6 separate regions of the Homo sapiens genome follow, and all the other regions are linked to region 4. A link is a loop called in an ENCODE intact Hi-C map of the cell type or tissue named here. Cell type or tissue: PC-3. All regions are shown on one strand. Region 1 overlaps IL1RAPL2 (interleukin 1 receptor accessory protein like 2). Region 2 overlaps IL1RAPL2 (interleukin 1 receptor accessory protein like 2). Region 3 overlaps IL1RAPL2 (interleukin 1 receptor accessory protein like 2). Region 4 holds the start of IL1RAPL2 (interleukin 1 receptor accessory protein like 2). Region 5 overlaps IL1RAPL2 (interleukin 1 receptor accessory protein like 2). Region 6 has its middle 56 kb from the start of ESX1.

Region 1 (5,000 bases), 150 kb after region 4:
GCTAATCAGATATTAGTATCCAGAATATATAAAGAACTCTTACAACTCAACAATGAAAAGATAAGGGACACAGCTTTAAAAAACAGCAATGGTCATTGTTTCAAAGAAGATACGTAAATTGCAAACAATCCTGTAAAAAGATGCTCAACATCATTAATCATGGAAATGGAAATTAAAAAAAGCAGTGAGGTACCATTTCACATCTATTTGTATAGCTATAATAATAAAAAAAAGAAACAAACAGCAAAGTTGTGGGGAAATTAGAACACTCCTGCATTGCTGGTGGGGATGTTAATTGGTTCAGTTACTGTGGAAAGCAGTTTGGCAGTTTCTCAAAAGGTTAAACAGAGAATTGCCATATGACCCAGCAAATCTGCTCTTAGATATATATGTGAAAGAACTGAAAACAGAGACTCCAACAAATACATGTACAGCCATGTTTGTAGCAGCACTACTTAAAATTGCCAAAAGGTGCAAATGGGCCAAAAGTTTATCAGTGGATAAATGGGTAAACAAATTATGGTACATACATACAATGGAATATTATTTAGCCGTAAAAGGTAACGTACAATGTGGACAAACCCTGAAAACATGTTATATTAAAGAAGTCAGATGCAGATGTAGAAGGCTACATATTGTGTAATCCACTTATATGAAAATCCAGAATAAGCAAATCCATAGAGACAGAAAGCAGATTAGTAGTTTCAAGGGCTAAGGTGAGGCAGAGATGATAAAGAAAATGCTTAATGGCTATGGGGTTTTGCTTAGGGATTAGTGAAAATGTTGTGGGACTAGACTGAGATGTTCTGGGACTAGCCTTGTGAACGTACTGAATGCCACTGAATTGTTCACTTTAAAATGTTTGTTATATGAATTTCACTTCAATACATTTTATGTACAGATGTACATATACTCATTTGCTGCGTAACATGGGTCAATGATGAATTACATATAGGATGATGGTCTCATAAAATTATAATGGATCTGAAAAACTCCTATCATCTAGAAAAGTCATAGCCATAATAGCACAATGCATTCCTCACCTGCTTGTGATAATGCTGGTGTAAACAAACCTACTGCATCGCCAGTCATATAAAAGTATAGCACATACAATTATGTACAGTACTTAATGCTTGATAGTGATTATAAATGTCTATGTTACTGGTTTATGTATTTACTATACTCTTTATCATTGTTTTAGAGTGTGCTCCTTCTACCTATAAAAAAAAGTCAACTGTAAAACAGCCTCAGGTGGGTCCTTCAGGAGATATGCCAGAAGGCATTGTTATCATAGGAGACAACAGCTCTCTGCGTGTTATTGTCCACTGTACCTTTCCTATGTTCAGGTCTGTTTAGATACACAAATACTGACCTTTGTGTTACAATTGCCTACAATATTCAGTACAGTAACATGCTGTATACATGTGTAGCCTAGGAGCAATAGGCTGTACCATATGACCTATCTGTAGTAGGCTATAATCTAGGTTTGTGTAAGTACACTCTGTGAATACATGACTGTATGCATGTTCTGAGATATACACACACCCATTAAAGCTATTGATCTTGTGTTTTACCTTTATGTGACACTTTACCTTTAAAGTTCTCTTTGTGTGCATGTGTACAGGGGTTGGGAAGAAGCAGTTCAGTATCATTTAATAAGGGGGAGAAACCCAACCCCAAGATACTTGATGAAATCTAAGGAATACAGTCTAAGTAACACCTACCTGCTCCTCCCACCAATATAAGAAGAGCTAAAATCATTAATGCATGTATGTATAGGAAAATAATGAAAGACAAATATGGCAAAATGAGGTCAGTTCAAAGGATTTATCTGTGTGCTAAGAGATGAGATAGAGGCTAGTGGCATGAGAAAAGCAAAAATGGAAATAAGAGGAAAATGAATAGGTAGAACTGAGGGCAATGACCTGGCTCATTGGAAAAAAAAAAGATTTTTTGGTAAATATTCTGTATTCCAACCATGTCTAATAGGGATTTATGAAGTGGGGGAGGAGACACTGGAAGAGAGAGAGAGTAAATATGAATGTATTTGTATTAAAATCTCTAGAATAAATGTAGTCATATAAATCTCTGGAATACAAATTTTCACTTCAGTACTTCACTGTGCAAAATAGTTTCTGAGGCAATGAAGGAACATACCAGGGCTATTAGAGAAAGCTATGGGATTGGCAAATCAGTGAGGGAGGACTTGCCAGCTTTGAATGCCTAGTAAGTTTATTTACAGTATACCCCTGCTTGGTCCATGAACTGTAGTCTTACCACAGAAATAGCTGGAATTTTGAGAAAAACTGTTTTTGAAGTTATAAATGATCAGCTGCTGTAATACTGGCTTATAAGACCAGATAGTGTGGCCACAAGTGAAAAGAGAATAACCTAGGAAGTTCCCCTCTTCTCCATGAGTTGTCATTAACTGTTTGATTGTTCCCAGCAGTATTATAACTCTCCCTTTTCCCTGGAGCAGTCTGCCATTTTTGCAAAGTGAGGACCAATTTAATGGGGTTTACTTAATGGATTGATAAGGCTGAGGGGCAAAGGTTTGCCACAGGGAATAAATTGATGGTTAATGTATTTTTGCCTCCAAGGCCAGAAAGGAGACATAATGAAAAGAGTGAAGTGAAAAGATAAGACTAGGGTTTAAACGACAGCTTGTGGTCCTCTGCAGATGATTCATTTCTGCTGCTTGGCATGTGCTTTAGACCTATATGTTTACAAGGACAAAAATGGGAAAATTACTCCCTGATCCTCTATATATGTACAATATATATAAGGACCTATTCCTAAGGTCCTTGTAAATCCCTAGCCCTTAAATAAATATACATTTGAGAGAAAATATCACAATATAGATTTAACATTGTATGGAGTAGGGAGTAGACCAGTAATTTTTTTTCTCACTGAACGAACATTTAAAACATTAATATCCTCTTGCATCACTAAGAGCAGTAAGACTGCACCATCCCCTGGTTATTAGTGTTCATAGCAAGCTGTGTGAATCTTGTTGGCAAAACTTTACTAGCCTTTGTAGCAGCCCCTGACCCAGGGGCATCTCTACAAATCCCCTTTGACAGCTGTTTTCATATGCACTGAGAATAGACAAGAAGAGGTAGATTTTGACTGAAACAGGAGGCATTTTGGTGAGAGTTATTTCAAGGAATTTTATTGGGAGGAACTTTTTTTCAGATTGATAATAAAAACAGGTCCATAGGCAAAAGCTTTATAACAGTATTTTAATGGCAAATTAGGTGTGTTTGCATCAGTTCTGTAAGCTTTCAATGCTGGTGTTTTAGGAGACAAATGTCCTACTTTCCTACAGAATTGTCCCTGGTGTTACTATTGGAGAGCAAATTATGTACTGCATGGGCCCTGGGATATCTTTAATTAGTCAGTGACGAAAGCTGGGAAATCTTTCACCAATATTCTTTAACTTTCAGGTTTAGGATGGCTCTAACCTGGCCTGGGTAAAGAATAATGGACTTGGTGACCCTCCAAGGCCACTTCCATTTCAGTGATTCTATTACCTACTTCTGTCAATATTTCTCCACTTCCTCCTCCCCTGCAGAAATGAGAGAAATACAAAGCAATTTGTGATCAGCTTCCCTAACAAGCCCCCTACACAGACCACGAATATGAGCTCAAAGCACATTACTTGAAATTGTTTAAAATGTAATCCCTTCCACCTTACTCTTGTTTTCACTCAGGACAGAGAACTTGTTTTTGAAATTCAGACTCTTATTTCTATACTCAGAGGCATGCAACCACAATCAAGATGGGGTTTGGTTGAATTCAAGTTTTTTAAACCTATTCTTCATGTATAACATCACATCTTTTTATGTGTATATATATATATATGTAGAATTATATGTGTAATAAATTACTTCAGTTAAGTTGTGTGAGGCTAGGGTAGGCTGCAGTAATAATCAACACTCACATTTCAGTGGTTTAACCCAATAGAAGTTTACTTCTTCTGAGAGTCCAGGTTGCTTTCCAGGGAACCCGTTTCCATATAGTGACTCAGGGGCTTAGACTGCTTTGATCTGATAGTTTCAGCCTCATCTCTGAAATGACATATGTTCACTTCCCCTCATGGGCCATTGGTCAGAATTAATTACCTGGCTTTGCCTAAATTTAAGGGGGCAGAGAGAAGCCGAGAAATAAGTCTTCCATGTTTCCAGAAGGAGAGGAGAATTTTTGATATAGGTGAATAATAGGGATATATACAAGTTTAGTGAATGAGTCTGCTTAAGAAAATTTTGAGACTATGGGGTTTTTTTAGATATAGGATCATGACATCTGCAAATAGGGATAGTTTGACTTCCTCTCTTTCTATTTGGGTGCTCTTTATTTCTTTCTCTTGCCTGACTGCCCTGGCCAGAACTTCCAATACTATGTTGAATACGAGTGGTGAGAGAGGGCATCCTGGTTTCATGCCAGTTTTCAAGGGGAATGCTTCCAGCTTTTGCCCATTCAGTATGATGTTGGCTGTGGATTTGTTATATACATGGCTCTCATTATTTTGAGTTATGTTCCTTGATGTGGTTTGGCTCTGTGTCCCCACACAAATCTCACTTTGAATTGTAATAATTCCCACCTGTCAAGGGTGGGACCAGGTGGAAAAAATTGAATCATGGGGGCAGTTTCCCCTATGCTGTTCTCATGGTAATGAGTGAGTTCTCAGGAGATCTGATGGTTTTATAATGGGCTTCCCTCTTCCTTCGGCTCTCATTCCATCTCCTGCCACCCTGTTAAGTGGTGCCTTTTGCTGTGATTGTAAGTTTCTTGAGGTCTCCCTAGCCATGCAGAACTGTGAATCAATTCAACCTCTTTTCTTTATAAAGTATTCTGTCTTGCGTATTTCTTCATAGCAGTGTGAGAATGGACTAATACCTTCCTTTAATGCCTAGTTTATTGAAAGTTTTTAACATGAATAGATGTTGAATTTTCTGAAAGTCTTTGCTGCATCTACTGAGATAATCGTGTGGTTTTTG
Region 2 (5,000 bases), 620 kb after region 4:
TAATTAGAACTTAATAAAGACAAAAAAAGAATATTGAAATAATCCAAGCAAGACATGAGAAGCACTTAGATAGTCTTCAGTGTCTTTAAGAATAGAAAGGAAGGGAACAGATTTGAGTAACTTCAGAAATGGCAAGGCTTAATGTTTTATGGAAAGGGTAGGAGGTGGTCAGTGAGAAGAGAAAGTCAAGATTCAGGGATGACTCCACACTTTTTGGCTTGGATGACTGTGGACATGAGAGGTGGGGCAGATTTGGTAGGGGAGAGAAGCTCACTGCTGAGCATCCTGGATTTGAAGGGACAGTAGAAACCCTGTTACAGGGTTTGGTGGGCAGTGCTACTACCCTGTCTCCCACAGGCACATTAGCATTAACATCAGTGCATCTGATTGTCTTGGCTAGTGTCTAATTCCCAAGGAGACTCATCAGGCCTCAGGAAATCAGAAGTTGAGGAGCTGGTTGTAATGCCTCACCATGGCTTCACTTTCAGAATGCATTGGAGGCTCATTCATGGGATAAAGATGAAAAGAGTGATCTTGACAAAGCATTGCACAGATTCTATAATGAGAGGGAAATGAAAATGGTTGTCAGCCCATTATTAAGTGTAATAACTAGGTTGCAATGAGATGAAGGACTTCATTTAGGCAGATCTTTCCCATTGATGAATAGTAGGGGGTAAAAGTGTGAAAGGGAAGCATATAATCCAATTCATAAAATATGTAAACTGAACAGAAATTTCTGGAAAGGTATTTTTAAAAACTTGAGGCAATAATCATTCATTGTATATATAGAGCTGGAGTGGGAAATCTTTCTATTGATGGACAATGATGCACAGATGAAATTTTAAAAATCAGTATTTTTTTCCACTGACAGAACTTTATTTTAAAAAAAATGACAAAAGCTCTGTCTGTACTTCTAGGCTAGGAGAAAAGAGGCACAGGTGTAGCAACAGGGGCACAGGCCACTCACATTTTAGAGAGTTTGACTTGCTTGTGCCTGTGGAGTGCCCATTTGAGGCAGACGGAGTCCACTGTGCTGGGTATAAACAGGAAGAAACTTTTCTTAGATGGGGGCATATCTGAGACAGAAATAGAAGGCATTCAACTCCCACATTAAAATATTAGGAAAAAGAGCACAACATTGTATTCAATAAGTAAAATATACACAAATGTTAAAATAAACACAACTATATTTCTGTTTTTTTAAGAGGAATTGACTGAATTTTATTTATTTATTTATTTTTGAGACAGAGTCTTGCTCTGTTGCCCAGGCTGGAGTGCAGTGGCACGACCTCTGCTGGTGTGCAGTGGTGCGATCTCTGCTCACTGCAACCTCTGCCTCCCGGTCCCAAGCGACTCGTGCCTCACCCTCCAGAGTAGCTGGGATTACAGGCATGCCCCGCTAATTTTTGTATTCTTAGTAGAGATGGAGTTTCACTGTGTTGGCCAGACTCGTCTCGTACTCCTGGCCTCAAGTGACCTGCCTGTCTCTGCCTCCCAAATTGCTGAGATCACAGGTGTGAGCCACCGCACAGGCTCACACACAACTATATTCTTAAATATAATGGTAGGATGGGATAATCATTCCTAGATACTTAATTTTAAATAAATTGTTATGGGTCAGATAAAGTTTTCCAAGGTCTAGATCTGACCTTTGGAGGTTACGTCAAGAACATGAATTATTAATAATTAATTACTCTGTAAACACTGTGTATAATTCATAGATAAATAATTAGCATACATTACCTTACGGCTATTCTTCCCACAATGGTTATTATTTGGGAATATGATGTCCCTCACCTGGAAATGTCTACTCCTGGAGAGGCATGAACTCTGTGGAATACATATGACAATTTGGATAGCACCAAGCAAATTTTAATCTTTTACTAGCTCATGGGCTGGGATGAAGAAGAGTATAGGAGGCAGGATATAGAACACATAATGACTAAGATTATAAGTTCTGTGTCTAACTTATTTGGGTTAGAGTCTGAATTCTGCCACTACAACTTGAGTGACCTTGAGCAAGTCACTTAAACTCTCTGAGCTTTCTTTTTTTCTTATCAGTAAAGTGGAAATAACAAGAGTCCCTCCCTCCCAAAGTTGACATGAGAATGAAAGGAGAAAAATTTGTGCAAAACACCTAGCACAGTTCTTGGATGTTCTATTCTAAGGGCTCAATGAAACTCATAGCTGCTGCTGCTGTTACACTTTTCTGTGCTGGGTCATTCACTGGGTGGGGGGATGGGGGTGTAGCCTGGTTCCCCAGTTTGAGCAAGATCGCAGCTGTATTCTCAACTTTTGGCTTCTGTCACCTACAATGGTGCATCCCCATAGGTGTGCTGTGATTCTTCTCAAGCAACCAGCAGTTGGTCAATGATAAATCCTTAGTTTTAAAGCTTATGTGGGGAAAACATGTAAAACAAAAACTTGGACAGCTCGCCCTCTAGTGGTAATTTTATGAATTGCCCCCCAACAATTGCCCTTTTAGCTCACAGGAAAACTGATAGTAAAAATGAATGGGATTAAGTTTACATAGTTGAAACACCTGGTTTAACAAATGAATTTGTTAATCACAAACACATAATAAGCTAGTATAGGGTACACATGCTTGCATATTTTCTCAAGTGCTGATTAGCCATTATACCTAACAAGGGATTTCCAATTTGGGGAAAAAAAAATCCAGAATCAGCAATTCTATACATAGTTATATATCCTGTCCCCCAATAAATAATTGTACATAGTCATTAGAGTCTAGTTTTATTGCACTCAATGTTCTTTTTTTCTAAAATAATGTTATAATTGTTGATAATAACAACTTATCCTCTTACAGGTATGTATAAACTTTTCACAGGGTTTTGTTTTTACAACAGATAGATGCGGCAGGATTTGCCTTCCTGGTTGTACTGAAGAGGAAGTAGGAGGCTTATCTATAAAGAGGCCAAATGAGTTTGCTTGGGACACCCAGGGCACTTTGCAGGGGACTGCACTAATTTTTACTCCTAGGAATCTCCTCCTGGCAAAATAAATTGCATAGATGCTGGCATGTTCCTTTCTAGTCTTTAGATGCTCCTTCTTTGGAATCTTTATGTCAAACTCCCTAAACATACATTGGTTGTACAGATCAGAATGAAAATGATTAAAATAGAGATACGAGTTTTATACAAGTGGCTTTCTTCACTCCATTATAATTGTTTTGGAGAACTCAGATATTAAAGCATTTTGTTTGTTTGTTTGTTTGTTTTGAGACGGAGTCTCACTGTGATGCCCAGGCTGGAGTGCAATGGCACGATCTCAGCTTGCTGCAACCTCCGCCTCCCAGGTTCAAGTGATTCTCTGTCTTGGCCTCCCAAGTAGCTGGGACTACAGGCATGCGCCAACATGCCTGGCTAATTTTTGTATTTTTAGTAGAGACAGGATTTCACCATATTGGCCAGGCTGGTCTTGAACTCATGACCTCAGGTGATCTGCCCACCTCAGCCTCCCAGAATGCTGGGATTACAGCTGTGAGCCACTGCACCCGGCCGATATTAAAGCATTGGTACCCACAAGACTAAACCAAGAGTAATAACTTTTTGAGCCTTATAGAAATCTAAGTCAAGGGAGTAGTGATGAGAATCTTAAAAACCTGCAATTGTTCTTTTAAATACTGAAATTGCTATTCATAAGACTTGAGTGAACAGAGAAAGGATAATATAGGAATAGGAGGTGTTTTCAAATCCAGGGACAAGAATATTTATAATCATACTCACTGATTGTGAAACAAAGGGCAGACATACATTCACTTATACTTTCAGTGGGTTCGTTCCGTAGCAAGCTTCAGTCCAACTGCAGAGTTTCACTATTCAGGGGAAGTAGTGAAATTCCCTTCCTTCAATGCCTCCATTCACATTTGTGGCTGGTCAGGGAGATACAGTTATCAAATCACCTGTGGGAGAAGCCAAGCTATCTAGTCAACAGTCTTCTCAGGAGCCCTGCAAGGAGCTTGCTTAAATAGGTACCACTGGAATTGTGAACAGTATAGGGCTGGATACCTCCTGTGGATTGCAGGCTTGTGCAGATGAGATCAAGCGCACCAGTTGGCTCCCTCTATGGGCTACTCAGTTCCACTGCGGCCCCAATTGATCAGTAGCCTGCACCTTTGTCAGCTGCATCACAGATGTATTCATTCAGTATTTGCCAAATATGTATGGAGAGTCTACATGCAAGGGGCTCTGGAAGTATGGCATGTGATTGCAAACTCCTGATGACAGAAATCTGACTTGCATGCATTACTTTTAATGGCACTTGGCAAATTCAGTTATATGTGACCTTTCATCTCTTCTTGCCCTTTTGTGACTTTCTGACACCTCTAAGCTCTTCCCTCTTAACGTCAGTGTTCAATCCCTCCATGTTGACTGATCACCTGACTTTTCAGGCCTCTTACCTCAGCCTATACTTCTTAGTTGCTTCCCTAGTCCCAAATCTAAAAATAAATGTGCTACATCCTTTTCTACCTCCTTTTGTCCCACTCTTGGTTTATTAAGAATAGCAATCCAATAAAAATTAATCATACCAACTTGTTGGAATCTAGTAGGGGTCTAATACTCTAATTTAGGTTTAAGGCTACAATGCCTTAGCTCATGGAAATTGATTTCTACTGATGAGAGTGTAGTGTGGGAAAATATTTGGTGGCACGTAGGCATTCATAGATCCGTGTTATCATACCTCTGGTCCATTTTAATGGGAAAATTCCCTGAGATCTCTTGAAATATGTTGTAACCTTACACTGCAAATACTAAGGGAAAAGAATAAATGGGGATAACGTTTAGAAATTATTTTCTCCATTATTGTATTGCTGTTCTCTGGCTATTGACTACCTTATAACTAAATACTCTGATACCTAAGGCAAGGGAACAGAAGAAAAGAGACCATAAATCTATTAAGTCAAATACATATTGCTCACATGGCCCTTAAAGGGAAATGAATTATCAGTGTACGCTCCAGGTCTGCATGATAAAACTAAT
Region 3 (5,000 bases), 360 kb after region 4:
GCCTCAGCCTCTCAAGTAGCTGGGATTACAGGCATGTGCGACCACACCTGGCTAATTTTGTATTTTTAGTAGAGACAGGGTTTCACCATGTTGGTCAGGCTGGTCTCAAACTCCTGACCTCAGGTGATCTGCCTGCCTTGGCCTCCCAAAGTGCTGGGATTACAGGTGTAAGCCACCACGCCTGGCTTTTTTTTTTTTTTCTTTTTTCTGAGACAGAGTCTCTTACTCTGTCGCCCAGGCTAGAGTGCAGTGGTGCGATCTTGGCTCACTGCAACCTCCCCCTCCTGGGTTCAAGTGATTCTCCTGCCCTTAGCCTCCCGAGTAGCTGGGATCACAGACATCTGCAACCACACCCACTTTTTTTTTTTTTTTTTTGTATTTTTAGTAGAGATGGGGTTTCATTGTGTTGGCCAGGCTGGTCTCAAACTCCTGACCTCAAGCGATCCACCTTCCTCGACCTCCCAATGTGCTGGGATTACAGATGTGAGCCACTGCGCCCAGCCCAGGTGCTTTTTCTGCCCAAGCCAATTTTGTAGGGACTAATTCTGTTTGGGCTCAGACTGACTTTACAAGGGTACAATCTTGCTTCATGTCTGTTTTGTGTGACTTGTATGTCCTGCATGGAGGCCTCTCTATTGCCACTGAGGCATAAGAGGCCATTGGACTGGCTCAGCACCCTTGTCTACACAACTCAGAAGTGTGAGGGATGTAATGCTCCATGGGGAGACTCTGACCAATGGAGACTATTGCTGGCAGATCATTTCTTCTCCTCCTCTTCCCCAATATTTACTTTACTGAGTTATAGTAGTAAATACAGTCTCGAAGCAACTGGTCCCTAGAAATCAAGCAATCAATTGTGCTTGATACCAAGCAATGGCCAACTCAGGATCATACTTTCCTATTAACACTTTTTCCCCTGATTCACCTTTTCTTTCCCCTTACTTCTACAACACTGGGATTACACTACCAAATAGTAGTAGCAACACATAAGATTTTGCCTCAGGCTGTGCTTTTTTTAATGTCCCCTCTAATAAATCTCATGTTGAATTATGATCCCCAGTGTTAGAGGTGGGGCCTGGTGGGAGGTGATCATGTCATAGGGGCAGATCCTGTATCACTTGGTGATGTCCTTGTGATACTGAGTGAGTTATCGTGAGATATGGTTATTTAAAAGTGTGTGGCCCCTCCCCTCCCCTCCCCTCTCTTGCTCCTGCTTTCATCATGTGACGTGCCTGCTTCTGCTTGGCCTTCCACCATGAGTAAAAGCTCCCAAAGGCCTCCCTAGATGCCTAGCAGATGCCAGTGCCATGCTTGTACACCCTGCGGAACCATGAGCCAATTAAAACTCTTTTCTTTAAAAATTACCCAGTCTTAGGTATTCCTTTATAGCAATGTAAGAATGGCCTAACATGCTAGATTAAGACAGAGTCCATTTACATACATTTTAAAAACACTAAAAAAGGAGAGATTAAAGATGCTGATTAGATACAGCTGGGAGGTGCCTTTTCTGTGGAAAAGAACCAAAATATTGAGTATACCTGCACACTCTGACCAGATCTTTTGAGACAAAACACTGAAATTCAATAGAGAAGTGACAGAAGACACCCTGGTTGAAGAGGGATGAAGTGAGGCTGCCTGCTTGGTATTGTGAGATACCAGGACTGGCCCCCAGACCGGTGCCATTCCCAAGGAAGTGTTGAGGGAAGAAACCCCGGGACACCATATTCCCACTGTGGATCTCTGAGTTCCTAGCTACAGGAATTCCTCCAGACTCCTTCAGACCTTTGGACTGGCAGAGGGAGCTGCCTGGAGATAACACAGACACATTGCTTGAACCCTAGTAGAGCCCAAAAGTCTTCAGTGTGCTAGGCAGCGACAGCAAAAGCTGACTCTGAGCTCCCCCACCCCCACCCCAGAGCTTTGCATCCTGCCCTAAGTTGTTACAGGTCCTGCTGTCTGCTAGGCTTGGAGAGAACAGGGCCAGGGAATGCTCACATGCCCAAGACAGGTCCCACTGCCATTGCCATGGGGCTGAGGTACAGCCAAAGCATGAAATCCCACATCTGCTAAACCCTCCTAAGACTGCCGGTCTGGCCATTCCCACAGGGGAGGGGCCAACAACATAGCCTCCATTGTCCCGCCTAGGTGGTTTGTTGATGGCCTAGGTGCAGTTCACCCCCCTGTCACATGTGGTCCTTGACCTTGAGGGGCCAGTGAACAAATCCGCTGGCCTTGTCCCAGTTTCCCAGGACTTGAGCACACCATCCAGGTGGATGAAAATGAGATTCGTAGCCTGATCTCTAGCAGGGGAGGAGCCCTCACTGTCAGAATAAGAGAAGAGCACAGCTCGGGTTCATGTAATGGCATGGGAACTCCCTTCAGGAGACCGGGCCAGGAAGGGTGTGGCCTGATAGCCATGGTTTCTGCCTCAGGGAGTATCATGAATGCCTGGAATGGCTTGGCAATCTGGGTACAGATTGCTTGGGACTAGTCTAGTCAGTTGGGCCTGTTGCCAGCATTGAATACTGGAGGGAGATCTCCCAAGTCCAGGGTGCAGCAGCTGGGTGGGGTCCCATGGCTGCCTGCTGGGCTGATAACCCCTGGCATCCTTCTTACCCTGAGCGTGCTCTGTGGCACAGGAGAGGCGCCGCCACCCCCCACTGGAGGGTTGTCCCAGTAGCCCGAGAGCAGCCCCTAGACCCCTGCGAAGGTAAGTGTTTACGACTGCCTTGGAGAGCCTGGCTGTGGGCTTGCCCAACCCAGCCCTGCCCAGTTTTGCCCCCTCCAGCCACCTTGGTGGTAGAGTGTGGAGCAGGACCCCTGGGAGCCCCATACCCTGCCCATTTCAGGAACACCCTAGTACTTCCCCCATCAACAAAGGCCAAGTAAAAAGTCCACTGCCATCAGCGCAAATGCTGTCCTCGGCAATCGCCATCTACTGGCTGGGACAGCAAACTGCATGACCCATCACAACTGCAAATATCACTGTACAGTGCTCAGCTGGTTCTTGCCTGCTATCGCCACCTACTGGCCACTAGGGTGAACTGCGTAATCTAATGTAATCGCTGCTGAAAGAAGCACACAGTGCTGGGAAATGAGATAAGCTTCCCAAGGCCTCCACCTCTCCATCTCTGTTGGTGTGGCACAGCACACCACTACAACAACCTACAAACAACTAGCATCTTAGAAAACCACTACAGTAAGGCTATCTATAATCAATGAATTAATACAGAGTGTTGGTGCCCTAAAAGCACAAAGAAGCAAAGCCGAAGGACTCTACCCAACATACACAACAGTAACACACTCAAGCGGGGAAGAAAAAAATCCCACCGAAATGAAAGTAAGTTTAAAAATAGAAAGTGACAGCTTCTACACATGAAAAGGGACCAGTACAAGAACTCCAGCAACATGAAAAAACATAACGTTTTGACACCCCTAAAGGACCACACTAGCTATCTAGCAATGGATCCTAACCAAAATGAAAACTTGGAAATGCCAGATAAAGAATTCAAGGTATGGATTTTAAGGAAGCTCAGTGAAATACAAAGGAAAGTGGAGAACCAACACAAAGAAATCAGAAAAATAATTGAGGAGATAAAAGATTAGATACATATATTTAAAGAAAACAAACAGAACTTCTGAAAATGAAAAACTCACTGAAGAAATTTTAAAACACAGTTGGAGGCTCTAACAATAGACTAAACCAAGCAGAAGAAAGAATTTCAAGCTTGAAGCCCAGTCTTTTGAATTAACCCAGTCAAAAACAAAGGAAAAAGAATTTTTAAAAATGAACAAAGCCTTCGAGAAAAGTATGATTATGTAAAGTGACCAAACCTACAACTTATAGGCATTCCTGAAGTAGAAGAAGAAAATAATAAGAAGTTTGGAAAACGTATTTTAGGGAATAATTCAGGAAAAATTCCCTGATCTTCCTAGAGATGCAAACACCCAGATTTAAGAAATTCATAGAACACCTGACAGACACTATACAAGAGAAACATTGCCAAGGCATATAGTCAACAGACTATCCAACATCAATGTGAAAGAACAAATCTTAAAAGCAGCTAAAGAGAAATACAAATCACCTATAAAGGAAATCCCATCAGACTAACAGTGGACTTATCAGCAGAAACCTTACAAGCCAGAAGCGATCAGGGGCCTATTATTAGCCTCCTTAAATGAAAAATATGCCAGATAAGAATTTTAAATCCTGCCAAACTAAGGTTCATAAATGAAGGAGAAAGTATTTTCCAGACAAGCAAATGCTAAGGGAATTTGTCACCACTAGACTGGTCCTACAAGAAATGCTCAAAGGTGTGATAAACATGGAAACAAAAGGATGATACTTACCGTCATAAAAGCACATGTAAGTAGAAAGCTCACAGATCCTATAAAGCAGTTACACAGTTGAGACTTAAGGTAACTAGGAAACAAAACCATGACAGGTACAAAACTTCGCATGTCAATATTAACTTTGAACATAAATGGCCTAAATGTACCAATTAAAAGATATAGACGGGCAAGTTGGATTTAAAAAAAAAAATAAGATCCAACCACCTGCTACCTATAAGAGACCCACCAAATGTCTAAAGACACCTACATGCTCAAAGTAAAGAGATGGAAAAAATATATATTATGCAAATGGAAAACAAATGAGAGAAGGGGTAGCCATTCTTATATCTGATTAAAACACACTATAACAATAGTAAAAAAAAAAAAGACAAAGAAGGGCATTAAATAATGATAAAGGGTTCAATACAGCAAGAAGATGTAAGTATCCTAAAAATATGTGCACCCAACACTAGAGTATCGAGACTCACAAAACTAATACTACTAGACCCAAAGAAAAAACACTGATAACAATACAATAATAGTGGGAGACTTGAACATTCCAGTGACAACACAAGACAAGCCATCAAGGTAGTTGGTTTTCTGCCTTGATGACCTGTCTAGCATTGTCAGGAAAGTCAACAAAGAAACTCTGGACTTAAACTGGACTC
Region 4 (5,000 bases):
GTTTTGATAGGGTAGGAGGTACAGAACTTGATACATAAAAGCACTGGGTATTAGAGTGAAATTGGGTCAAATTGGTTGTATGTGCCACTGCATTCCAGTCTAGGTGACAGAGCGAGACCCTAGATATAGAAAGATGATGAAACGAGAAACCAACAGGACAGGAAGAGGTTTGTTTTTATTTTAAATGTATTGTCTACTTGATGATTTGCCTAGGGATCTTATTGGCTAGGATCCTGAATGAGCTCCCCTCACTCTGACTGCTGGCTCCTTAACACCCCAATGTAAGTGAAGGGTCCCGTGGCTTGATCAAATGGTCTCATCCATGGACAGCCCTGCTGGTCAGCTAAGGCCCAGGGTCCGGGGGCTAGTGCCATGCTAAAGGCCAGACTGGAGGTGCCAGGGATCCAACCAGAAAGGAAAGACTTGACCAGGTGGTGTCCTTCCACCAAGGGGCCACCCCGTGTTGCTGCCTGCCGTACCCAGCTGGTTGGAAGCACCTGGCAGTTGGCATTGAGGACCACTAACAGTAAAGTAGGTGCGGAGGGGGTTGGCGGGAGGTGGTAGTGAAGGTTGCACAGGGCCAGCCGGCTAGCGTAGGGAAGTTTGCATGAGCTCCGTAGGCAAGGAGAAATGGAAAATTGGCTGGCTATCTCCCTTCAAAAGAATTGGCTGTTAAAAAAAAAAAAAAAGAAAAAAGGAAAAACAGAAGCAGAAACGGCAGGACATCTTCTGTTTTAAAAATACAGACCATTTTCCCCCTCCCATGTATATAAACAACGAAAACCAGGAGGGTAGCTTGGTATTGGTTCCCGCCCGAAGGTCCTTTCCTTTCACACCCGACCTCTCTAGATCCCCGACTTAACCCCGATTGAAGAAGAAATTTTCCAGGATGGGGGTGGGGTTTTGCTGGATTTGTCGAAAGAGATGGTCCACAGGGGAAGAGTGCATAAACTTGGCGAGAGGCGAGAGAGGGAGAATAACCTTAATCATGCACAGGCTCCGGCCTTAACAGTTGAGTGGGTGGTGGACCGAGGCCAAGCGGCCAAATAAGTGGAGTAGAAAGGCGCGAGTCTGCGCTGCGTGCCACGTACCAAACGCTCAATTCTCCCTCCTGGGCCCTGTATCCATCTCTCGTTCGCTCTCTGTGGCTAATGCAGAGCGATGGAACAGCCTCGGGAGAATAGCTGGAGAAAGCTCAGAGAAAGACAAATTAAAAGGAGCTCAGCGCAGCAGCAAATGCTGGAGAACAGCGCTCAGCTGACCCGTTAAATGAGTAATTCGGTAAAGGTGTGTTAATCAGTGCGGCGCCCCGAGAGCCCAGCGAAACACTCTGGGAAGATACCTGGCGTGGCAACGGGACTCTTCAACGCTGCGATCTAGAAACGCTGCTAGTCCTGGGTCGTAGTCCCTCTCCCCTGTCTCGCTTAAAGAGAGGGGTTCCTGGGTTGCAATACGTTGGAGAGCAGGTGATCAGATGCATGGTTGGCGAGCCCCTGGCGCATGGCAGAATGATTGAGGCCAGGGTCCTAGCTGCAAGCCCATCCCTGCGTCCCAGTACATTACCTGCCTGCCCCATGACTGGCGGGGCTGGAGAACCCTGAGACTTAAGGATCTTATAGGTGGCAGGGGTGGAAAAGAAGAGTTCTCTCCGGTCCTGGAAAGCTCTAATTGTCAGAAAAACTAGGTGGTTTGCGTCTTTAAAAGCAAGTTCCAGTCTGCGGGGAACCAAGCAGGTGAACTCCTGACTGAACTAGATACCTGTTCAGCGGCTAGAACTGGAGACTGGGAGAGCTGGAAAACTTTTAGTGGCTTTCCATACCTGCACTCAGTTGAGCGCTCGCCCCAATCCTGTACGCCGGCCTACTCTGGTAAGGACGCTAGACGGCGCTGCCGGGACACGCTTTCCTTCTCCGGAGAAAGGTAAGAGAGCGCTTTTTTTTTTTTTTTAAACCAGGGGATGGGGGACTTGGGGTTGGCAGCCTTTCTCAATCTGCCTCCCCTCCCCGCGCTCCCAAATCTAAAGGGGTGTGGAAGAGGAGGAGGAGCAGAAGCAGCTCTTTTCGTGACGCGCCAGAGCGCTTCTCTCTAATTCCCACCTCCTCCCCGGTGCAATCAGTCAGCCAGGAGGCTCCAAACTGTTAGCGACAAAAACGCAGCTCTCGGTCACTCCCACTACCCTCCCACCCGCACTCCAGGCATATTTTGGAGGCGGCAGCAGCGGTGGCAGGATGTGAGGCGAGCCTGGAGCTCATTTCCAGGCGCCCTTCCCTCTTCGGAACTAAGGGAGACTTGTGGGCTTTTGCACACTGGCTGTAGGGTTCCCGGGAAAGACTGGAGCAGCGAACAGGAGGGAGAGAGGTGGACAGGCAGAGTCTGCACCTGCCGCCTGCACCTCCGTTAGGGCGACAGGGCAGCTGGTGTTTCGCTCCTGGAGTGTGCCTACCTCGCAAGGGGGGCGAGGGCCACAGGCTGAGGCGCCCGCGTCCCGGAGTGCACCGCTTGGCCGAGGCAAGGTGTTGCTGGGGCAAGGCTGCTCCGAAGCGAAGTCGCGCAAAAGGAAGAGTCTGGGAGGCAGGCGACTTAGGAGAGTCTAGTCACTGAGAGACAGAGGCAGCATCTGCCATTCTAACTACGGAGCTGAGTAATTTAGAAACCCTCCTTAACTCTCCCTTTCCAGCTCTCCCCAAAGTCCACAGAAGCTCTGCTGAACTCTAGAAATCTTCCCTGGCTGGGGGGAAGTTTACTAGTATCCTCTTTGGCTAAGACAGGGAGTGGAAAAAACAGGCGGGGCTGTACTGTCCGCTGTTTGGGGAGACGCGGTCTTCCTCGCGCCCCCTTCAGCCACTCCGACTGCCTGGGAAGTCCCAGCCCGCGCTCTCCGGAACCCGGCTCGCCGTCTCGCCCTGGACATGGAACTACGCATCTGAGACCTGCTGGACGTTTTGCTGGCCGTTTTGCAAGACTCAGGTAATGTCCACTCGCAGAGCTGGAGAGTTGACTGGCAAGGGCCAGGGGAGAACGCGCTGCGCTCTCAGTTGGCAGCGGGGCAGGCCGCAGCCAATGGAGGCTTTATCTTTCCTGCAGCTCTGGTCTCCGCGCCTGGAAATTTGCCAGTTGGCTTTCTCTTCCTTTAGCCTTCCCAGAAAGTTTAGGGAATAGAGCTCCGAAGGCCAGGGGCTCTTCGCCTGGGAGGAGCGTGCGCCGTCCTTCAGGTGCCCGCGAGCCCAAGCGTTGCGTTTCCGCGGCGGGATCTTCATGCTCTCTGCGGCTGGCGCGCGGGCTCTGCAGCCTGGAAGGCAATTTCCAACTGGGCGCTTCTGACTGCCCACATTTCTGCCGCAGCTGGGAGAGCAACTGGAGCTGGGAAGAGGCTCAAGGCGGCTCCTGGGTGGAGCAGCGAGGGGTTCCCCAGCAATACGCTGCCGCTCCTGGGATTCCCACCAAGCACTAGGCAGGGGAGATCGCTGGATATCTGGGGCCATCTCTGTGCTCCTGCACTGAGAGCCTGAAGGTACTTCCCCTGTGGTTCCCGAGACGCCCCCTTTCCTCTTCCCGCAAGAATCCCCGATACCCCTAGAGTGGGTTTCCCAGGTCCCCACTGCTGCTCAGGCGTGAGGATCTGCCCGCGCCAAATTGCGCTTCAGACTCCTTGTGAAGGAAAACTAGAGTGGGAGAGTAGGGATAGCCACTCGCGAGTGGCTCGCCTTGCCTCTCTGGGCCTGGCATTGGAGCAAACAGCTTGATCTGTCACCATCAGACGTTTAAGAAAAATGCTTTGGCAAGGAGACCCTGGCAAGGGAAATGTGTATTATAACAAATGTCTGCTTCAGGGGTTTCTCCTGGTCCCTGCAGCCATCCCCTCTCCATCTGTGCCGCCCAAGGACTTAGAGACATTAGTAAACAAGTATTCAAGATTTTCCCCTTGCCACCCACAAAAGTTGTGACTGCACAGAAGTATTGGAAAAGTACTTCTCAGTTGAAAGCTACTCTAGAGCCTATCACAGGTGTTTTTTTTAGGGGGAGTCTATTTAGGAGTATCTTGTCCCCGAATGAGGAAGCGGGACCTGCCCACCACCACTACCTTCAATCGAATGTGTAGACCTCCAAGAAGGAATCCTCCTTTCTTTTCCTGGCCAGGGGAATCAAGCTGTAGATTATTAAACATGCGGCATAGCTGGGAACAGACCCCAAGGAAGTAAGGGAGGGAGGGAGGAAAGGACACTTCTCTGAGCCTGCAAGTTCAGCACGGGCGTCCTACAGTTCAGGAAGACTACCTCAGTGACAGAGTCCCTGGGAATGAAGGAGTTAAGTTTTTGGGACAAGTGTCTGGGACTGGGGTCCATTTTCCCACTGACATCCTCATCTCCCACCCCACCGCAGCAGCCGACCCAAGGTTTTGGCTTCATCTCTGAGCCGACCCGTACGGTGTGAACTCTCTAATTTGCGGGCCGCCCTGGGCTAGATAGCCCACAATTACCCGCCGTGGAAGCAGATTATTTGGGGCACTAGTATCCATGCATTGTTGTACCACTGGGCTCTTTGCCAGCAGGGTCTCGGATACTTAGGCTTCCACCCCTTCTTGCCGCACAGAACGCGTTCTTCTCCATGCTTCCGGCTTCCCCAAAGATAGCAATTGGGCAACTACCCTGGGACTTAGGGAGGGTGAAATTCCCAAGTATTCCTGAGCCGAGGCTTCAGCAGAAGTGCCTATCTTCGCCACTTGCATCCCTTCTACTCCTCTCCTCCGTGGAGCAACCCCTGCTCTATGGCCAGTACAGTCGCACCGTGAGGCTGCTGGACCCGATGCGGAGACTCCAGTTTGAAACCACCTGCTTACAGTTAGCTCTCCAATTTGAGGGCTGCCCTGGGGTAGACAGCCTGCAATTACTGAGGTGGAAGCAGCTGATTTAAATAGCGTTTAAATGTGGATAAAGGGCTGTGGCATCAAAGGCTCCTGGCTTGCCCACTCTAACCTCAGCTGGTCTGAAGGAGAGGCAAGT
Region 5 (5,000 bases), 100 kb after region 4:
ATCCATACAGTGAAAATCTCTGCCTATTCCATTAAGTTTGGCAACAAAGAATGGCAGAGAAGAGAATGTGAGTTAACAACTAAGTTCATTATTATTTTGGTTGTTCTACAACATCAACATCTGATATGATTGAAATATTAAAGTTCCTTATGACACTGGTTCTCTTTAAATGAAAAGGTGTGGATAATTAAGCTAATTATTTAATGAAAGCTGGAAAGTCCGAAAACAATTCCATGGGGGATTTCATCCAGCTCTGTAGCATCTTCCAAATACAGAAGTCACCGAGCTTGGTATCATGTTGGATTTGTTACTGTCCATAAGGTTAAAGGATGAGAGAGAAGGAAGAATAATTGAGCCTTCTATTAATTTTGATATTGGGATTTATCCCATCCATAAGTACAGCCAAGAACTGCAGTGAATGAGCTCCTTTCTACTCTGTTGTTTTGGAATGAAAAGATATTTTATCTGCCAGAGTGGAGACATGCTTTGAATGTCTGTTATTTCTGCCAGGTGAGTTTCTATCATAACCCAACTCATGTAGGCACATCAGTCTAAAGTGCATCCCTTGTGGCTTTGCTGACTTCTACAGGTGTAATTTGCCCTAAACGAAGTATGTGCTCTGCAAAAGCACACCCTTAATGCCTACTGTAGTTTGGTCCCTGGAGAAAGCTAGCACCCAGAGATTTCTTAGAATATGCATGACTTTCCTAGTCTATGAGAAGGACACTGAATATGCAGTTTTAAACTTCCATTCATATTCCTATTCTTGCCTCATATTTGCTTCCATATATTTATTTGAGACTGTCATAGAGAAGCATGATATTTTGTGAGGCTTGCACCAGGACTATTTTCTAAAAGAAATGCTTTGACATTCAATGACCTTCCCCCAGGCTAAGAAGAGTCAGGCCCTGCCTCTCTCTGTGGGTGTGAGTTATGAGAGCTGTATTGTAAGTGTGCTCTCCCTAAATGGTTACAGACAAGAAACACATGGTTTTAAGAGGCACCCATTAAACCCTTAAGATGAATGGCATGTATTTGGCATCTCTACTTTGTGGAGAAACAAGACAGTGGTTTCCTGAAATCAAATTCTGCCAAGGATTGTCTTAGAAATAGGGCATTTATTAATTCACCAAACATGCAAGCAAACTAAATGCAAGCAAGCAAAATAAAATGTCTTATGATGGGTCCCTCTCAGTGATTCAGAAATTGACCAGACATGCTTTTAGCCCCCCAAGAAACAAGTAAATCATAGGGGGAAGGGAGAAACTAACATGCATCGAGTGCTCCTATATGCCAGGCACTTTACATACATTGTCTCCTAATACAAAGACACTGAGGTAGGTAGGTCCAACTCTTGTTCTCCATATAGGGAAACTGAGGCTTAGAGTAGCTAAATAATTTGACCACTCTCTTACATAGCTAGTAATTGGCAAAGCCAGGATTTAAACCCAGATTTGTCTGACCCCAGAGTCCTGCTCTTAATCACTCGTCCATGTTGTGCCTTTGTGTGGACATCATTAGCCTCATTTTAAAGATGAGAAAACTGAAGCTCAGGGAGGGTGAGTTTATCTGAGGTCCCCAACCATTAAGTGGAAAATTTAGGTTTCAGATGATCGACTGATTCCAAAGTTTATGCTCTTTCCACAACACCATGGATATGTCTTATTTACAACTCTTATAAAAGGCATAATATAATAAGAGTCATATAAGAGGCATGGATATAGTTCATATCAAGGAGATATTATTTTCAGCTGGGTGTGAGGGTGATTAGGGAAGGCTTCATGGGACAGGCATCATTTGACATTGACTGTGAAGACTGGATTGGGCAGACTGGATTGGGAATAGTGACGGGGGATGGTATTCTGAGCAGAGGTTAAAATAAGAGCAAATATGTGGATGCATAAAGTGCAGGATATTTTTGAATATCAAGTGGCCTAAATTGACTGGAGGATAGTATAAGATTCAGGTAGTTAGGAAACATATTTGTTGAGAAACAAGTAGCTAGACAGATGGTGTTTTGAATACCTCCACAATTTTAAAATTATAGGATATATATTGAATCCAGAAAGGAAATGTTGGTTAAGGCGCTTTAGATTGGAAGGCAGGGGGCAAGGTTGCTGAGACATTCTAGCTCTGTGCTAGTGTTTCTTTTTTATTTTTATTTTTATTTTTTTATTATTATTATACTTTAATTTTTAGGGTACATGTGCACAATGTGCAGGTTAGTTACATATGTATACATGTGCCATGCTGGTGTGCTGCACCCATTAACTCGTCATTTAGCATTAGGTATATCTCCTAATGCTATCCCTCCCCCCTCCCCCCACCGCACAACAGTCCCCAGAGTGTGATGCTCGTGTTTCTGTTCACATGCTTTACATTTGCTATAATAGGAAGGTTCAATCAAAGCTTTGTTTTCAATTATGAAAATGTTTTGAATTTAAAAAAAACTGAGTAAGGCATTAACCTTAATTAAAAATCAGAATAAAGCTTATTTGTATCTTCAGCTTCAGGGAATTAATGATTTTTTTTTTTTTACAGTAAAGGAACTTGTTTCTGGTCTTAACATTACCAGCGGGTGGCACTGTAATACATTCCTTCTGCATCTCTGAAGTAGCGTTTTACCATCTCATGGCTGTCTTCAGAGTCTGAAATTAGAAGGAATAACAGCTTTATAGTCACCATAGTGTGATTGGTCTAATCTTTGAACACATTTACTAAGCACCACCCCCACAACCACGATTCTTCAGTTTTTGAGAGCTATTCTGCTTAGGTTCTCACCAAACTACCTCTGAATCTTTTCATTTTTTTCCCAAGAAGGTGACTGTGAGGCATAGCTCTCGTTACTTTTCAAGTAGTTCTTCAAAGTTAGGTATTCAAAAGCCAAAGGCAGGAGAAGTTATGAGACTGGCAAATTTTACCTTTGGCACTCCCCCTGGCTACTTTGCTTTTAATATCTTTGCTTGTTTCTTGTGCATTTCGCCCTCCCCAAGGCTAAAGAGAATTCAAATGATTCACAATTTTCTTGACCTTTACTCAGAACTTTCCTATTCTTTGATAGGTGACAGCTAGTTTAATCTTTAAACCAATCCAGACTGATACACTGAAACACTACTGAGCATTCGGTGTTATTGGACACACCTCTTCCTTTTTGACACTCTCTTCTTCTGCTCTAGTGACATCATTTTATCTTGGTCCTATCTGTATCTTTCTGGCCATTTTTTCCCGGTCTCCATCATTATCTCATTTTCCTCTCTGTCTCTTAAAAGTCGCTTTTCTCCAGCATTTTCTCCTTGTTACTCTTTTAACAAACCACTCCATACGTTTCCAAAGTTTCTACTCCCTTGGTATTAACTATCTACCCTCTTGGTGCTTCTCAGCAGTGTCTGCATATTGGAACCACCCAGGGAGCTTTTAAACCATATTCCTGTGCAAGTACCACTCCCAGAGTTACTGATTTATTTGGGCTGGGGCCTCGGAATCTGTTGGTTTTTTGTTCATCTATTTGTTTTAACTACAAGGTGATTCTAATGTACAGCCAGGGATGAGAACCCCTGACCTATTGAGGTTTCTAGCAATCCAGTCTTTATGTCTCCTCTGAGTTACATGCATTATTTTCCTTCTAGACATCTTCCCTTGGCTGTCCCACAGGCACTTTGAACTTCAAAACTCAATTTTTAATCTATTTAAATTCCACCCTTCTTGTGTACCCCATCTTAGTTAAAATTACATTATCATTCTATTTGGGCCAGAATATATGGTGTGACTCTCAAATCTACTGCAAGTTTCCATATTCAGTAATCACCAAGTTCTGCAGTTTGAATTCTCAAATATCTTCTAAACTACCTGTATTAGTCAGAGTTTTCCAGAGGGAAAGAACTAATAGGATAGATGTATATATGAAAGGGAGTCTATTAAGGAGAATTGACTCACACGATCACAAAGTGAAGTCCCACGATAGGCCATCTGCAAGCTGAGGAGGAAGTCAGTAGTGGCTCAGTCCAAGTCCAAAAGCCTCAAAAGCAAGAAAGCCAACAGTGCGGCCTTCAGTCTGTGGCTGAAGGCCTGAGAGCCTCCAGCAAATCACTGGTGTAAGTCCAAGAGTGCAAAGTCCAAAGAACCTGGAGTCTGACGTCCAAGAGTGGGAAGCATCCAGCAAGGGAAAAAGATGAAAGCCAGAAGACTCAGCAAGCCAGCTTATTCCACCTTCTTCCACCTGCTTTGTTCTAGTTCTGCTGGCAGTTGATTGGATGGTGCCCACCCATACTGAGGGTGGATCTGCCTGTCAAGTCCACTGACTCAAATGTTATCTCCTCTGGCAACACCCTCAAAGACACACCCAGAAACAAGTACTTTACCAGCCATCTGGCGTCCTTCAATCCAACAAGTTGATACCTAATATTAACCATCACACCACTCCAGTCATGTTTTTTTTAAACAAATTTTGACTTTTATTTTAGATTCGGGGGTATACACGTGCAGGTTTGTTACCTAGGTGTATTGTGTGATGCTAAGGTTTGTGGTATATATGGTCCTGTCACCCAGGTAGTGAGCGTAGTACCTAATAGGTAGTCACCCCACACTTCTTCATCCTATCTGTTGCTGACCTAGTTCAGCCTTTCATAATTTCTTCCAGCCCTTCTACATTACTGCCCATTTTCCATAATACTTGCAAATGGTGTTTTTACTTGTTTGCTTGTTTTTAGTTATAGATGTACAGCAATTTCAAGCATTTATTCCATTGTCTAATGAACATTTGTAGATCAACTGCTAGATGCAAGACCTCTACTTATGAAATAAAACTCCTTTGACTCCCTATTGCATACAGGATAAAGGTAAAATGCCTTGTAGCATATAATATATGGCATACAAGACCCTTAATTTATTCCTTAGTTCACTTATTCATTCAATACTTAAATATTCAATGGCCTGTAATAGGTACTATGCTAATTTTTATATAAATATAAAAACACGTGTGCTATTATATATGTATGTATAGG
Region 6 (5,000 bases), 260 kb before region 4:
AAAACCTTTATGATGATCCCCTTCCACTTAATGAATAGTAAATATATTTTTTCTTCCTTATAATTTTCTTTCTTCTTTCTTTTCTTTTCTTTCTTTCTTTCTTTCTTTCTTTCTTTCTTTCTTTCTTTCTTTCTTTCTTTCTTTTTCTTTCTTTCCTTCCTTCCTTCCTTTTTTTTTTTTTTTTTTTTGGCAGGATTTCACTCTGTCACCCAGGCTAGAGTGCAGTGCCATCATGGCTCACTGCAGCTTCCATCTCCTGGGCTCAAGTGATCCTCCCACCTCAGTCTCCTGAGTAGTTTGGACTACAGGCACCTGCCACCACACCTGGCTGATTTTTTTTTTTTTAATTTTTAGTAGAGACGAAGTCTTTCTATGTTGCCCAGGCTGGTTTTGGACTCCTGAGCTCACGAAATCCTCCCACCTTGGTCTCCCAAAGTTCTGGGATTACAGGCATGAGCCACCATGCCCAGCCATGATTTTCTTGATAACACTGTCTTTTCTCTAGCTTACTTTATTATAAGAATACAGTATAGGCGGGGTGCAGTGGCTCATGCCTGTAATTCTAGCACTTTGGGACTCTGAGGGAGGCAGATCACTTGAGATCAGGAGTTCGAGACCAGCCTGAGCAACATGGTGAAACCCTGTCTCTACTAAAAATACAAAAATTAGCTAGGCATGGTGGCGGATGCCTGTAATCCAAGCTACTTCGGAGGTTGAGGCACGAGAATCGCTTGAACCCGGGAGGTGGAGGTTGCAGTGAGCTGAGATGGCACCACTGCACTCCAGTCCGGGCGACAGAGTGAGACTGTGTCTCAAAAAAAAAAAAAAAAAGAATACAGTATATAATGTAATATACAAAATATATGTTAATCAACTTTATGTTATCAGTAAGACTTTTGGTCAACAGTAGGCTATTTGTTAAGGTTTGCGAGAGTCAAAACTTATACATGGATTTTTGACTGTTGGGGGCGGGCACCCCTAACCCCTGTGTTGTTCAGCTGTAATGTGTCCAAGATTCGTCATGCAAGGGGGCCACAGACGCAAACCACTAGTAGCACAAAGTGCAGGTATAGCAGGGGGTTTCTATGTGGGTGGTATTTACAAACAAAGAAGCAGCAGAGTGCATGCAGTCCTTGGAACACTACTCCACAGTACACGTCAGATAGAGATGTTCTGTATGCCCTGTGACCAAGGTTCCAGCAGGGGCAGTGTCTTCCCGGGCCAGCACACTAGATTTGGGAGAAAGCACTCCATGAGCGAGATTGAATCCTGTCCCCAACTTGTATTATATATTTAGTTTAGCCTAAGAGGGACTAGGGGACATCTAGTTTTTTTTTAAGGGACAGGAGCTGTATCAAGGGATTCTCCATCCCAGGGACCATTAGGGAACAGGCCTATGGAGGGCCAGGATCTGCATAACTTAAGGCCCTAGGAACAGCCTTGCCTACCAGGAACGGTGGCGTTAGCCAAAGGCCTTTTTATATCTTGAAGACAGGCTCAGTGCTGCTGAGCCAGCTCTCTGCGAAACTACCAAAAAGGAGGAGGAAATGAGCCAACAGGGTCATCTGGATATGTCTCCTGTCAAGGATAGCCAGCAGAGCTGGAATCAAGCTCAAGCAGTGTGGCGCCAGAGCGCACACTCTTAACCAATGACCTGGCAGTGCCAATTCTTACACTCCTGCTAAGCATATTGATAGTAGTATAACATAAAGAGAGCAGGTTAACTTTCAAGCCAATAAAACCTGTGTTTGAATCCTGGCTGTTCCACTTATTAGATGTGAAGCTTTGGATGAATTATTTAATCTCCCAAAGCTTCAGTTTCCTTATCTGTGTAACCGCCAAAAACAGCCCCTACTTCCCAGGTTCACTCTGAGGATCAGGGAGATAATCAATGTAAAGTGGTTAGTGTTGTGCCTGGCATATAGGCATTGCTTGAAAAATTCCTATTACTGGCCTACCTTCCAGAAATGCTGAATTCTCAGATAATCCACAAGATGTCCCCCTTTCAATAGCAAGTTCCATAGCACTGCTATGTGTATAAATACGTATATCCGAGGATCTGAGTTCTTGAAAAATGACTTTCACGTCCACGCCTGCCTGTGCAAAAACATATATTGAACCATGTGCCCAGGAGGAAATCATAGTTGGCTTTGCAGCCGATGCACATATGGCTCTCGAGGCAGTTCTAAGGCGAGCCGGTTGCTTTCCAGGCTGCGTGTGGGCGGCGACTACATCCCTACAGTACAGCCAAAGCATGATGCAGTGGAAGGAGTTTGAGGATCTGTAATTATGTTCCTTTCCCAAGTCCGGAGGGAAGTATATAGCTCTTGAGGAGTGTGTGTGTGTGAGCATGTGCGTGTGTGTTTGAGAGAGTGTGTGCGCAGGGGTCTTTGTGCTCATGTGCATAGTGGGGGCAGAGCCTCCCCCCTGAAAATTTTGCACTAGACATGAAAGCATCCTTTCACTTCCTGCTATTTTGTGGGTTTTATTTTTGATAGGTCCTTGTGGTATAGGACAAAAGTTCAGAAAGATACTCAGCTGTTTGTGCAGAACAGATAATACCAGACCTAGAATAATTATGTGTATTCAGGACGATGGAACAATAAGAAATCTAAGTGTGGAGGCTGCCTTTGCAGCAGGAGCAATATAGCTATAGAGTTATTTATTTATTTATTTGTTTGTTTGTTTATTTATTTATTTATTTATTTATTGTAGCCACTTGAAAAATTGTTTTCTCCTTGTCAACACAGGGAGAAAGAAAACAGAACAGCTGTTTTTGATTCTTTCTTCCCTTCCACTCAGCTCATTTGCATACTGAGTAAAGGGCCTACAGCCTGGCAACTATTTTGCCCATTAGTCTATTGTACAAGGGTTTGTGTCTCCTAAAGATAATTTCCTTTGTTGTTTCTGAATGAAGGATGAGAGTGTCTCAGCTGCTATTGCTGCATTGCATTGCTTTGTTCAGGGAAGAGGAAGAGAAAACGGCCTTTTTTTTTTTTTTTTTTTTTGCAAACTCCCTGGTATTCTGGATATTTTAGGCAAAGCTCTTGCCTCTGTTTGGGGCAGAGCAGGTCTGGGTTGGGACTGCTGAAAGATCTTTCTGCCCCAGAGAAACTCAGAAATTGGAACTCACAAGAAAGGTCTTCAGCAGCCTCAAAGCACTCCTCTCTTCCCAGGGGCCCATTGCCCTTACACCGCCTCCACACTGCCCCAGTTGTTTTTATCTACATTAGACCTTTCTGGACAACACTCCAAGATCTAGATTTTTCTCAGATCACCTTCCTTTGCCTGATTTCTGTTCCTCAGTGTCTCTTCTCTCTTTCCAAAGGTTGTCCTTGGCTTCCTTTCCTTTCCTTCGTCTTTCTGTCTCTCTCTCTTTCTTTCTCTCTTTCTTTCTTTGTTTTTTTTTTTTTTTTTTGAGACAGAGTCTTGCTCTGTTACCCAGGCTGGAGTGCAGTGGTATGATCTCGGCTCACTGCAGCCTCTGCTTCCTGGGTTCAAGCGATTCTCGTGCCTCAGCCTCCAGAGTAGCTGGAGTTACAGTCATGTGCCACCACGCCCAGCTAACTTTTGTATTTCTAGTGGAGACGGGTTTTCACCATGTTGGCCGGGCTGGTCTTGAACTCCTGACCTCAGGTGATTCAACCCCCTTGGCCTCCCAAAATGCTGAGATTACAGGCGTGAGCCACCACACCCGGCCTGGCTTCATTCCTGTTTGTTTTTGTTTTTTCTGAGATAGACTCGATGCGATGCCCAGGCTGGAGTGTAATGGCGCGATCTCAGCTCACTGCAACCTCCACTTCCCGGGTTTAAGCTATTCTTCTGCCTCAGCCTCCCGAGTAGCTGGGATTACAGGCGTGGGCCACCACACCATGCCCAACTAATTTTTGTATTTTTAGTAGAGATGGGGTTTCACCATATCAACTGGGTTCAAGCGATTCTCGTGTCTCAGCCTCCAGAGTAGCTGGGGTTACAGTCATGCGCCACCACGTCCAGCTAATTTTTGTATTTTTAGTGGAGACGGGGTTTCACCATGTTGGCCAGGCTGGTCTCAAACTCCTGATCTCAGGTATTCTGCCCACCTTGGCCTCCCAAAGTGCTGGGACTGCAGGTGTGAGCCACCATGCCTGGCCCTGGCTTCATTTCTGAATGTACAATTCTGAATGTATGTGGCAGTGTAGCAGGGCGTATGTATTGCCTCTTCCTGGACTGTCACTTTTTCTTGGTGGCAACTAACTTGAACATACCCTGGAGTAGAATGCAAAATGTCCTCAAATCTCTAAGATAAAATAATAGCTAACATCCATCAAATGCTTACTATGTATCAGGTTCTATTCAAAGAGCTTACTACATAGTAAATGATTTAATCTTTGCAACAACCCTAAGAGGTTTTATCCACATTTTGTGGATGGAAAACTAAGGCACAGTGAGGTTAAATGACTTGCCCAAGGGCAAAGAGCTGAGTACATGGCAGTCCACACTCTTAGCTACAACGCTCAATTTCCTGTCCAGGACACATTGGGCTGGGTCCCCAGACCTCCTAGGGAATTTCCTCTGCTATTCGGAGAAGGGTAGCTCTTCTCTTTAATGAATTTATACTTTGACCTGGACCTTTGATTTCAGTAACTTTCTCTCAAAGGAATAATTCTGGTATTGGGTTTGGGGGCCAGCGACAGGTTAGTGGAGTAGCTAACTTGAAATTAGGGTTCTTTTTTGTGTCCTCAGGTCAAATCAGACCAGAGGTTAGTCACCTTCTCTGTTTATTCATTAGATCAGGAATATAAATGGGCATAGCAGGTATGAGTTTTTAGTCCACATCACCAAGCGCAATGCTATGGACTGAAATGTGTCCCTTCCCACCCCCCACCCCCATTCATATGTTGAAGCCCTAACCTCCAATGTGACTATATTTGGAGATAAAATATTTAGAACAGAATTACAGTTAAATGAAGTAATGTTTGGACCCCTGATCCAATAGAATTAATGTCCTTATAAGAAGA

What was found. Hi-C counts contacts between places; a loop is a spot of excess contacts. Peaks named below come from ENCODE experiments on the same cell type or tissue, not always from the same donor. Only the 100,000 strongest peaks of a DNase experiment are listed, where the experiment ranks them.
Region 1: a loop joins it to region 4, with 10 times the contacts of the local background. A loop is called at or near these places in 3 of 110 quality-filtered maps.
Region 2: it touches region 4 in a loop (7-fold over the local background); 8 of 110 quality-filtered maps call a loop at or near these places.
Region 3: it touches region 4 in a loop (17-fold over the local background); 15 of 110 quality-filtered maps call a loop at or near these places.
Region 5: it touches region 4 in a loop (4-fold over the local background); 4 of 110 quality-filtered maps call a loop at or near these places.
Region 6: it touches region 4 in a loop (5-fold over the local background); 5 of 110 quality-filtered maps call a loop at or near these places.

Annotation. Positions count from the first base shown.
Region 1 is chrX:104,709,751-104,714,750 of GRCh38, forward strand. All of the region lies in intron 2 of IL1RAPL2 (interleukin 1 receptor accessory protein like 2), which reads left to right. Among named protein-coding and RNA genes, the nearest start is that of IL1RAPL2, 150 kb to the left of the region's middle. In PC-3, a CTCF peak has its summit at 2,955; no DNase peak of the experiment used is centred here.
Region 2 is chrX:105,187,995-105,192,994 of GRCh38, forward strand. All of the region lies in intron 2 of IL1RAPL2 (interleukin 1 receptor accessory protein like 2), which reads left to right. Among named protein-coding and RNA genes, the nearest start is that of TEX13A, 30 kb to the right of the region's middle. In PC-3, CTCF peaks have their summits at 2,452 (motif pointing left) and 4,086; a DNase peak (open chromatin) is centred at 2,427.
Region 3 is chrX:104,919,338-104,924,337 of GRCh38, forward strand. The region is part of intron 2 of IL1RAPL2 (interleukin 1 receptor accessory protein like 2); the gene reads left to right. Among named protein-coding and RNA genes, the nearest start is that of TEX13A, 300 kb to the right of the region's middle. In PC-3, a CTCF peak has its summit at 3,007 (motif pointing left); a DNase peak (open chromatin) is centred at 2,984.
Region 4 is chrX:104,564,085-104,569,084 of GRCh38, forward strand. It overlaps IL1RAPL2 (interleukin 1 receptor accessory protein like 2), which reads left to right and starts at 2,115. Exons shown (of 11, transcript NM_017416.2): 1 at 2,115-2,967. RefSeq lists an enhancer at 3,192-3,949. In PC-3, CTCF peaks have their summits at 1,881 and 2,090; a DNase peak (open chromatin) is centred at 1,857; H3K4me3 peaks cover 2,901 bases; H3K27me3 peaks cover 1,668 bases.
Region 5 is chrX:104,666,159-104,671,158 of GRCh38, forward strand. All of the region lies in intron 2 of IL1RAPL2 (interleukin 1 receptor accessory protein like 2), which reads left to right. Among named protein-coding and RNA genes, the nearest start is that of IL1RAPL2, 100 kb to the left of the region's middle. In PC-3, a CTCF peak has its summit at 2,570 (motif pointing right); no DNase peak of the experiment used is centred here.
Region 6 is chrX:104,308,179-104,313,178 of GRCh38, forward strand. No RefSeq gene overlaps it. Among named protein-coding and RNA genes, the nearest start is that of ESX1, 56 kb to the left of the region's middle. In PC-3, CTCF peaks have their summits at 1,212 and 1,994; a DNase peak (open chromatin) is centred at 2,023; H3K4me3 peaks cover 529 bases.